Linked DNA regions of Homo sapiens: region 1 is linked to region 2. Evidence: chromatin loops called from intact Hi-C (ENCODE). Cell type or tissue: endothelial cell of umbilical vein. All regions are shown on one strand. Links, peaks and the distances in the headings refer to the core of each region. The heading gives the core; the rest is flanking DNA. Region 1 overlaps KCTD19 (potassium channel tetramerization domain containing 19). Region 2 overlaps PSKH1 (protein serine kinase H1).

Evidence for each region. A loop is a pair of places that touch in the nucleus more often than their neighbours do. Peaks named below come from ENCODE experiments on the same cell type or tissue, not always from the same donor. Only the 100,000 strongest peaks of a DNase experiment are listed, where the experiment ranks them.
Region 1: it touches region 2 in a loop (7-fold over the local background); 1 of 110 quality-filtered maps calls a loop at or near these places.

Annotation. Positions count from the first base shown.
Region 1 is chr16:67,309,684-67,315,058 of GRCh38, reverse strand. The region is part of intron 2 of KCTD19 (potassium channel tetramerization domain containing 19); the gene reads left to right. Among named protein-coding and RNA genes, the nearest start is that of KCTD19, 14 kb to the left of the region's middle. RefSeq lists an enhancer at 3,034-3,283. In endothelial cell of umbilical vein, for the core only: no CTCF peak of the experiment used is centred there; a DNase peak (open chromatin) is centred at 3,118; H3K27ac peaks cover 1,554 bases.
Region 2 is chr16:67,900,514-67,905,888 of GRCh38, reverse strand. All of the region lies in intron 1 of PSKH1 (protein serine kinase H1), which reads right to left. Among named protein-coding and RNA genes, the nearest start is that of PSKH1, 9.9 kb to the right of the region's middle. In endothelial cell of umbilical vein, for the core only: no CTCF peak of the experiment used is centred there; a DNase peak (open chromatin) is centred at 2,888; H3K27ac peaks cover 1,465 bases.

The DNA of each region.
Region 1 (5,375 bases), core at 172-5,171, 590 kb after region 2:
TGAGACTCCAACTCTACAAAAAATTAAAAAAGAAATTTAGCTAGGCATGATGGCTCATGCCTATAGTCCCAACTACTTGGGAGGCTAAGGCAGGAGGATCGCCTGAGCCAGGGAGGTCAAGGCTGCAATGAACTGTGTTTGCACCACTGTGTTCCAGCCTGGGTGACAAAGCAAGACCCTTCCCCTCTCTCTCTCTCTCTCTCTCTCTCTCTCTCTCTCTCTCTCTCTATATATATATATATATATATATATATATATAATGCTAAGTGAAAAAAACCATCATGTCAGCTAAGTGAAAGAAACAGTCTTATTGTATGATTATATGTATAGAAGATAGACACAGCTGGGTGCGGTGGCTCATGCCTATAATCCCAGCACTTTGGGAGGCCGAGGTGGGTGGATCCCTTGAGCTTAGGAGTTCAAGACCAGCCTGGGCAACATGACAAAGCCCCATCTCTATAACAAACAAACAAACAAATAAATAAATAAAATGGCACCATATATTGTATGATTCTATTTATCTAAAATGTGCAGAACAGGCAAATTTATAGAGACAGAAGATAGATAAGTGGCTTCCTAGGGCTGGGGCTCAGGGTAGGAAGGATGGGTGAGTGAGAATGGAGAATGAGCAGTGACTGTTATTGGGTACAGGGTTTCTTTTAGGGGTATTGAAGTAGATTGTGGTGATGGTTGCTTGATTCTGTTAATAGATTAAAAGCCACTGAATTGCATGCTTTAAATGGGTAAGTTTTATAGTATGTGAAATATATCTCAGGAAAAGAAAGAAAGGAAGGAAGGGAAGGGAAGAGAGGGGGAAGGAGGGAGGGAGGGAGAGAGAGAAGAAAGGAAGGAAGGGAAGAAGGAAGGAAGAAAGAAGGGGAGGAGGGAGGGAGGGAGAGAGGGGCTGGGCACGGTGGCTCACACCTGTAATCTCAACACTTTGGGATGCTGAGGTGGGAAGATCACCTGAGGCCAGGAGTTGGATACCAGCCTGGGCAACATAATGAGACATCATCTCTACAAAAAATTTAAAAATTATCCAGGCATGGTAGCATGTGCCTGTAGTCTCAGCTACTCAGAAGGCTGAAGCCAGAGGATCATATGAGCCCAGGAGTTCAAGGCTGTAGTGAGCCGAGATTTCACCACTGCATCCCAGCCTGGGTGACACAGCAAGATCTTCTCTTTAAAAAAAAAAAAAAAGGCCGGGTGCAGTGGCTCATGCCTGTAATCCCAGCACTTTGGGAGGCTGAGGCGGCCAGCCTGACCAACATGGTGAAACCCCATCTCTACTAAAAATACAAAATTAGCTGAGCATGGTGGCATGCGCCTGTAATCCCAGCTACTCAGGAGGCTAAGGCAGGAGAATTGCTTGAACCCGGGAGGCGGAGGTTGCAGTGAGTCAAGATCATGCCACTGCACTCCAGCCTGGGCAGCAGAGCAAGACTCTATCCCCAAATAAAAAGAAAGATCATTGGCTGCTGGCTTAACCTTAGATCAAGAATCTGCAAACTACAGCCCATGGACGAAATTCAGCCACTACCTTTTTTGGAAAGCCCATGAGCTAAGAATGGGTTTTACATTTTTAGATGGTTGAAAAAAAATCAAAAATATTTTGTGCTATGTAAAAATCATATGAAATACAAATTTCAGGCCAGGCGTGGTGGCTCACGCCTGTAATCCTAACACTTTGGGAGGCCAAGGCGGGCAGATCACCTGAGGTCAGGAGTTCAAGACCAGCCTGGCCAACATGGTGAAACCCCATCTCTACTAAAATACAAAAATTAGCCGGGCATGATGACAAGTGCCTGTAATCCCAGCTACTCGGGGAGGCTGAGATGAGAGAATCGCTTGAACCTAGGAGACGGTGGTTGCAGTGAGCTGAGATCGCACCACTGCACTCCAGCCTGGGCGACTGAGGGAGACTCTGTCTCAAAAAAAAAAAAAAAATTCTAATTTCAGTGCCATTGATAAAGTTTTACTGGAACACAGCTATGCTCATTTGTTTATGTGTTGTCTATGGCTGCTCTCAAGCTGTAACACAGAGCTGAGTGGTTGAGTTGACAGAGACCATGTGGCTAGCAAAGCAAAGCCTAAAATATTTACTGTCAGGCCTTTTATAGAAAAAAACTTGCTGACCCCTGGCCTAGACTGCAGCAGAGCAAGGGAGGAAGTAGACAGACCAGTTAAGAGGCTCCTGCAGTATCCAGATGAAAGATAATGGTGGTTTGTTCTATGGTGGTAATAGTAGTGTTAGAGGTGTTCAAACTCTGAATATGTCTTGCTGGTAGAACTGACAGGGTTTGCTGATGAATTGAATGTAGGGTGAGAGAGAATGGACAACTCCTTTGTTTCTCTCCTGAGCAACCAGATGAATGGTGGATTTTGAGGGATGTGTACACAGGTTTAGGGAGGAAAATCAGGAGTTAGGATCTGAACATGTTGAGTTTGAGAGACAATGAAAGGGCAATAAAACCATCCAAGTGAAGGTAAACAGGAGGCGCGGGATGTACAGGTCTGGAATTCATGGAAACAGTTAGGCCTAGAGATAAAAATTTGGGAGTCATAAAAGCTGATATGTAAATCCATGAATCTGGATATTTTGGAATACTGTATATTGTTTATAGGGGAAATACAAAGTAGTCATTACAGGTCCACACATTAATATCACAGGGCCTCCTAGAACTTCCTGTGTAATTTGGGAAGGCCACCTTACCTAAATGTAAACTGATCTGAGCCCTTCACATCCATCAGCCTGGGTGGGAGTCACAGCTGCAGAGTGTGGAATTTCCCTTTAGGGTCATTCACCAGGGTTTAAGTTTCATGGCAAATTATCGATTCTTTTTTACTTCCCCCCTGAAGTCCACTGAGGACAATGTGTTGACAGGACATGCTACTTATGTTTCCTTTTTCACACCTTCTGGGGACTTCTCAGTTTGGAACTTTAAATTGTTCCACTTGTGAGCATTCTGCTACCAGCAAGCAACCCAAACACGCCTTCATTCCTTGTGCTCAAGGGAGCCAGGGAGTTTTTATGTTGATCACACAAATGACGTTTTTAAGAAAATAGACCAGTGGCAGTCTCACATTTCCCATTACTCATGATGTGAGATTATGACTGTGATCTTGGAAAGGAAGAGGATGACATAAACAGCAGATATTCATCCCAACTGTGTAGCTTGTCTGTGGTGTGGGTAAGTGGATGACTCAAATGCAAACCCCTTGACGTGGCATCAGGGCTCCTCACAGGCTGGCTCATCTGCTTGTGCTGGCTCATATCCCAACAAAGACACACACCTACATGCAGGCAAGGCCACATACACATGCACACACACACACACAGGCACACACACACACTTTGAAGTTCAGCCTTGCCCCAAGCACCCCACATGCTTTCTCTCTACACTTTTTCACTTGCCGTTTCCTCTTCTTGGATTTCTCCCCTTTTAAGATTTGGCCTTGGCTGGGGACGGTGGCTCGCGCCTGTAATCCCAACTCTGGGAGGCTGAGGCAGGTGGATCACTTGAGGTCAGGAGATTGAGACCAACTTGGCCAAGATAGTGAAACCCCATCTCTACTAAAACTACAAAAATTAGCCAGGCGTGGTGGCAGGCAACTGTAATCCCAGCTATTTAGGAGGCTGAGGCAGGAGAATCGCTTGAACCTGGGAGGCGGAGGTTGCAGTGAGACAAGGCCAAGATTGTGCCACTGCACTCTAGCTTGAACAACAGAGTGAGACTCCATCTCAAAAAAAAAAAGATTTGGCCTAAATGTGGCCCACTGGAAGACTATCCTGACATTTCCTGAGTTTTTGTCTCTCTGCTCTCATAACAGACTGAATTCCCCCATTCTAGCAGTGCTAATTCTGTTGTGATCATGTATTCTCATGTATTCATATGTCTTTCTCCCTCACTGGGCTGTACTCTTTTCATGTTTTCATGAAACAAACACCTAGCACCTCTCACAGTACCTGGCATTTGCACATGCTTAACAACATATCTGCTGAGAGAACACTCAGTGTTATGCTCAAGATGACTTCTGCAGAGTGAGGTGACTGGAGCCCACAGTGAAGGGGTAGGTTTTAAATGCCGAAAGCTGCGTCTTATTTGGCTTTGGGGGCTGACAGCAGCTGTTCTGCACATCCTTTTGTTCTACCAGCCTTGCTTTCCTTGAGCCTTAAAGCAGTGCTGGCCCTCCTTGTCTTTACAAGGCAGTCAAGGATTTGGAAGTTCCCCCAAGCTCCTTTACCATCACATTCTTTCCAACAGCCTACATCAGAGCATAAGGCATCTCTGAGAACTGCTGCTGCTTTGGAAAACCTCCGTTAAGTCCCAAAGTTCTGCCATCAGGGCGCATTTGTCAGCCATCTTTGGCAACCACACACATACATACACATACTTCCCCGTGCCATCAGTTTTATGTTGCTTCTGATTGACATATTTTTTCACCACTATCTAGGCCAAAAGCAACATCATTTATTCTTGTGCTAGAAATTAGCCATCTGAATTCATTTAAGGTCTGTATTTCCCTTAAGAAATCCTCTCTCCAATAACTTTTTCCAGGTCGTAACATGTGAAAAGTAAAATTCCTGGAAGTTGTATTCAGGCAGATGAAAGCGGACTTGAAGTCAGCCTGTAGAAGACCAGCCACACACTCTGTAGCAATTTCAGTCAGCAAAGCCAGAGGGCAGCTGGAAGCCCAGGCTCTCTGGAGTGTTCTTCATTCATTTAGCCATTCATTGAACAAAAAGGTATTGAGACCCCACAGGCCTTGTTTTAGGTGCTGCAAATACGGCAGAGGACAAAACAGCCAAGGTCCTGAGGTCTTGGGGAGGTTATATCTATTAGGGGAAACTGGCAGATCAAAAATAAGTAAGTGAGGGGCTGGGGAATGGTTTCTGTGATTTCTTATAGCACCCGAATGGCTTTCCGTGAGTAGAGGACTTGTATTTCTAGAAGTCAGAGCAAGTATTGGTTGACAGAGTTCGGGAAACAGCCTTGTTGAGGCTCCTGAGCCTAGGTCAAGGCCGATGCCTGGGCCTGGCCTGCAGCATGACCTGACTGGCAAGGATGGCAATCTTTGTGGACTTGCTTTAGTTTTTCTCTTTTTTAAGATTTCTTGGGCATACCTTTCTTGGGGAAAATGGTGCTGCTAACACTTTACATGCTTGGAAATAGCAGGAAATGGAGATTTCATTTCTGCAAAATAGATCATTCTCTCCTCAACTAGCACATCTCCTCTCAAACTAGCTAGACTGTCACTACTGACCCATTCCAGAGGACACATCCAGTACCAAACACCTCCAAATAGGAGTGTTGTCCTGGGCAGGGATTTCTCTCCCCTTCTCCCCACCACAGGCCTTCTCCCACGTGGCCAAT
Region 2 (5,375 bases), core at 149-5,148:
GCATAAAAACAAATAATTTTGTTTTTCTTTTTTTGAGATGGAGTCTCCTTCACCCAGGCTGGAGTGCACTGGCACGACCTCAGCTAACTGCAGCCTCTGCCTCCCGGGTTCAAGCGATTCTCATGCCTCAGCCTCCCAAGTAGCTGGGATTACAGGCACCTGCCACCTCGCCTGGGTGATTTTTGTATTTTTAGTAGAGAGAAAGGGTTTCATGTTGGCCAGGCTGGTCTCCAACTCCTGACCTCAAGTGATCCGCCAGCTTTGGCCACCTAAAGTGCTGGGATAACAGGTGTGAGCCACTGTGCCCAGCCAAAAACATAATTTCAGTATAACATGGTTAAGTGTTAAGCTTAAGAACCAATAGTATATAATGTAGAGTGAAGTCGGGGTTAGGAAAACCTTCCTGAAGGAGGTAACCTCTATGCTGAATTTTGAAGCAAGAATGAGTCAGATGAGGAAAGGTGGGAATGGTGTTTCAGGGAGAGAGAATAACACACTGCAAAGGCTCAGAAACCCAGAGTAACATCCTGCATCTAGGAATGGGCAGTTTGGTGGTACAAAGGCAGGGATGTGGAGATGAAGTTATAGAAGGTCAGCAGAAGGTGGTTATGGAGAGCAACACAAGTGAGGACCAGGACCTTCCTGGGAAGTGAAGGAGAGCTACGAAAGGGTTTACAAGAAAAGAGGCATTCAGATCTGTGTTTAGAGAGAAGGATGAGGTTGACCTGAAGGAGGGTCAAAGTGGATTAAAAGGGCCAGTAAGAGCTGGGCACAGTGGCTCATGCCTGTAATCCCAGCACTTTGGGAGGCCGAGGCGGGTGGATCATGAGGTCAGGAGATCGAGACCATCCTGGCTAACACAGTGAAACCCCGTCTCCACTAAAAATACAAAAAATTAGCCGGACGTGGTGGTGGGTGCCTGTAGTCTCAGCTACTCGGGAGGCTGAGGCAGGAGAATGGCGTGAATGCGGGAGGCAGAGGTTGCAGTGAGCAGACATCACGCCACTGCACTCTAGCCTGGGCGACAGAGCGAGACTTTGTCTCAAAAAAAAAAAAAAAAAAAAAAATTAAAAAAGGACCAGTAAGAGTGTGGTGTCCCATTGGCCAGGTGTGGCCATCCCAGCACCGGGAGTAATCCCAGCTCTTTGGGAGGCTGAGGTGGGGGGATAGCTTGAGTGCAGGAGTTTGAGACTAGCCTGGACAACACAGTGAGACCCTGTCCCTACAAGATTAAAAAATTAGCTGGGTAGGCCAGGCACGGCAGCTCACGCCTGTAATCCTAGCACTTTGGGAGGCTGAGGCAGGCGAATCACCTGAGGTAGGGAGTTTGAGACCAGCCTGACCAACATGGAGAAACCCTGTCTCTACTAAAAATACAAAAATTAGGCGGGGCGCGGTGGCTCATGCCTGTAATCCCAGCACTATGGGAGGCCGAGGTGGGCGGATCACAAGGTCAGGAGTTCGAGACCAGTCTGGCCAATATGGTAAAACCCCATCTCTACCAAAAAAATACAAAAATATTAGTCGGGCGTGGTGGCGCATGCCTGTAATCCCAGCTACTCAGGAGGCTGAGGCAGAATTACTTGGACCCAGGAGGCAGAGGTTGCAGCGAGCCACCAAGATCGCGCCACTGCACTCCAGCCTGGGTGACAGAGTGAGACTCAGTCTCAAAAAATATATAAAAAATACAAATACAAATACAAAAATTAGCCAGGCATTGTGGCAGGCGCCTGTAATCTCAGCTAATCTGGAGGCTGAGGCAGGAGAATTGTTTGAACCTGGGAGGCATAGGTTGCAGTGAGCCAAGATCATGCCACTGCATTCCAGCCTGGGCAACAGAGCAAGACTCCGTCTCAAAAAAAAAAAAAAAAATCAGCTGGGTATGATGGTATGCACCTGTAGTCCCAGTTACTTTGGAGGCCAAGGCAGGAGGACTGCTTGAGCCCAAGAGATCAAGGCTGCAGTGAGCGATAATCACACCACTACACTCCAGCCTGGGTGACAGAGAAAGACCCTGTTTCAAAAAGGAAAAAAAAAAAAAAAAAAAAGAGTGTAGTGCCCCAAGCAGTGGAGTGGAATCGAGAGCTATCAGCAGCAGAACTTCCATGTTGGGTGGAAGGAAGAATGAGGACAGCACCCCGTCCCTTGCACAGCTCAGCGGCAAGTGGTCAGGAGTGTAGCAAGAAGCACAGATTTGGGAAGCAGTGGAAAGAGTTCAGTTTTGGATGTGTGGGGTGCATGTAGACCATCCATGTGACATTTACTGTGGGTTACTAGATACAGAATCTGATGTCTGGGGAGGCTGAGACAGGAGAATCGCTTAAACCTGGGAGGCGGAGGTTGCAGTGAGCTGAGACTGTGCCACTGCACTCCAGCCTGGGCAAAAGAGCAAGACTCCATCTCAAAAAGAGAGAGAGAGGAAAAAATGAGGTTTATCTATGGGGCATAGTGGCTCATGCCTGTAATCCCAGCACTTTGGGAGGCCAAGGCGTGAGGACTACTTGAGTCCAGGAGTTCAAGACCAGCCTGGGCAACACAGAAAGACCCTATCTCTGCCAAACATTTTTTAAATTGAGTCAGACATGGTGGCATGTGCCTGTGATCCCAGCTACTTAGGAGGCTAGGGTGGGAGGATCTGCTTCAGTCCAAGAGGTTGAGGTTGCAGTGAGCGGTGATGGTACCACTATATTCCAGCCTGGGAGACAGAAATCCTGTCTGAAAAACAAAGCAAAACCAAACCAAACCAAAAAAAAATATTGTTTATTTTTCTTCACATAAGAGGAAAAGATTCCTCCACAAGGCTCTTCAGGATTTGCAGCTGTTCTCACCCAAATGCACAGGAAGTTCCACATGGCAACTAGGAAATAATGTTAAACAAAGGCATTTAGAACCAAGGTTCCTTTTCGCAGAGGCCACAGGATAGAACTACGGACTGTGGAATTTTGCAGACTTATTTCTTCTTTCAGGGAAAACACAACACCTCATGCAGTGAAGGACTGAAGCTCCTCTTGGGCTGGTATTCCTGAGGCAGAACACAGGTCCCTCACCCCGATGCCCACGACCACTCAGTAACAACATCTACCACCATTCGGAGGCAAGACAAACTGCATGAGTAACCCAGCACAGCCACTCAGATGTCACTTCTTCCTGGTGAAGAAGCAGAACCCTAGATTCACAAAATAAACAGTCATCTACAGGCACATGTACTGGGTATTTTTGTTTAAATTTTTGTTTAAATGAGGACCTAGTCTGGTCCTCAGGGAAAAACCTAAGGTTTATAAAAGAAAAGGCCTGGCTGGGCGCAGTGGCTCAGGCCTGTAATCCCAGCACTTTGGGAGGCTGAGGTGGGCGGATCACAAGGTCAAGAGTTTGAGACCAGCCTGACCAACATGGGTGAAACCCCGTCTCTACTAAAAATACAAAAATTAGCCCCGGACGTGATGGCACGCGCCTGTAATCCCAGCTGCTCAGGAGGCTGAGGTAGGAGAATCGCTTGAACCAGGGAGGCTGCAGTGAGCCGAGATCGCACCACTGTACTCCAGCCTGGGTGAGAGATCGAGACTGTCTCAAAAAAACAAAAAACAAAAGGTCTAACTTTTCGATTCATTTTTATTTCTTTTTTTTTTTTTGAGATGGAGTCTCGCTTTATCACCTAAGTTGGCGTGCAGTGGCACGATCTCAGCTCACTGCAACCTCCACTTCCCAGGTTCAAACAATTCTCGTGCCTCAGCCTCCCAAGTAGCTGGGACTACAGGCATGTGCCACCATGCTTGGTTAATTTTTGTATTTTTAGTAGAGACAGGGTTACAACACATTGGCCAGACTGGTCTTAAACTCCTGGCCTCAAGTGATCCGCCCACCTCCGCCTCCTAAAGTGTTGGAATTACAGGTGTGAGCCACTGCACCCGGCCTCACTTTTCACTTTAAACAAATAAAACCTACAGGGATCAAAGGTAAGTCAGCATCAGGGCGCAGTGGTTTACACTGTGATCCTAGCACTCTGGGAGGCCAAGGTGGGAGGATTACTTGAGCCCTGGAGTCTGAGACCAGCCAGGGCAATGTAGTGAGACCTCCATCTCTACAAAAAATTAGTCAGGCGTGGTGGCATGCACCTGTAGTCCCAGATACTCAGGAAGCTGAGGTGGAGGATAGCTTGAGCCAGGGAAGTCGAGGCTGCAGTGTGCTGTGTTTGTGCTATGGCACTCCAGCCTGGGCAACAGAGCAAGACCATGTCTCCAAAAAAAAAAAAAAAAATAGGCTGGGCATGGTGGCTCACGCCTGTAATCCTAGCACTTTGGGAGGCCAAGGCAGGTGGATTGCCTGAGCTCAGGAGTTTGAGCCAGCCTGGGCAACACGGTGAAACCCCGTCTCTACTAAAATACAAAAAAAATTAGCCAGGCGTGGTGGCATGAGCCTGCAGTCGCAGCTACTCAGGAGGCTGAGGCAGGAGAATTGCTTGAACCCAGGAGGCGGAGGTTGCAGTGAGCTGAGATCGCGCCACTGCACTCCAGCCTGGGCGATAGAGCGAAACTCCGTCTCTTAAAGAAAGAAAGAAAACAAAATAAAGTCAGTCGGCAATAAGAGAGTCAATGATTTTCCCTCTGATCTTCCTTCTGTCTTCCTGAGACATAGTTTCTCTCACATTGATTCCAATCAGAAACTCTGTAAAGATAGGCTGATGCGGGTACTCCACCATCCCAACTACAGATTGAAACTGGAGGATATTAGACCAAATTGGCCAAGAGAGGGGAAAAAAAAAAGAAAGTAGAGAAGAGAGGGTGCTGGCTGAGAGGTGGGGACAATGGGCAACAGCCCCCAGGTGATCACAGCTGCTCCACAGTCCCATCACATCTGTTAAACTCCCTCTCCACACTGTGGTCAGGTGAAAATGCAGACTCTATAACACGGGAGGTGGCTGGTAAAGCTCCTAGGAAGAAGAGCAGAGCCTTTTCCTGTTCCCAGCATCTCTTGTGTGTGCCCCTAGCCCAGAGATCACGGTAGGTGTAGGGATGGGCAAGGATGAGTAAGGAAGCTTCAGGAAGAGACTTCCCAGGAGTGTCACAGTATGTCATCTTGCAGAAAGTACCCAACTCTCTAGAGTCTGCCTCCAAAACTTAAACTCCCAGCCTGGTCCAAAGCACTCTTCAAAGAAGGCACGCACATTGGACAGAGTGTGGCAATGGGTATGAGCATTCAGCATTATCGTCCTCACTGACAATCTACAGAAATGACAGTCCAGGAGAGGTAAAGAGACTCGTCCAAAGCCACTCAGACGGTGGTGACCAAATATCCTGGACCCAAATATCCTAGTTCCCCATCTGGGGCTCCTTCTATCACTCCGGAAAGACTCCAGCAGTGCTGGGCCTCATCCAGTC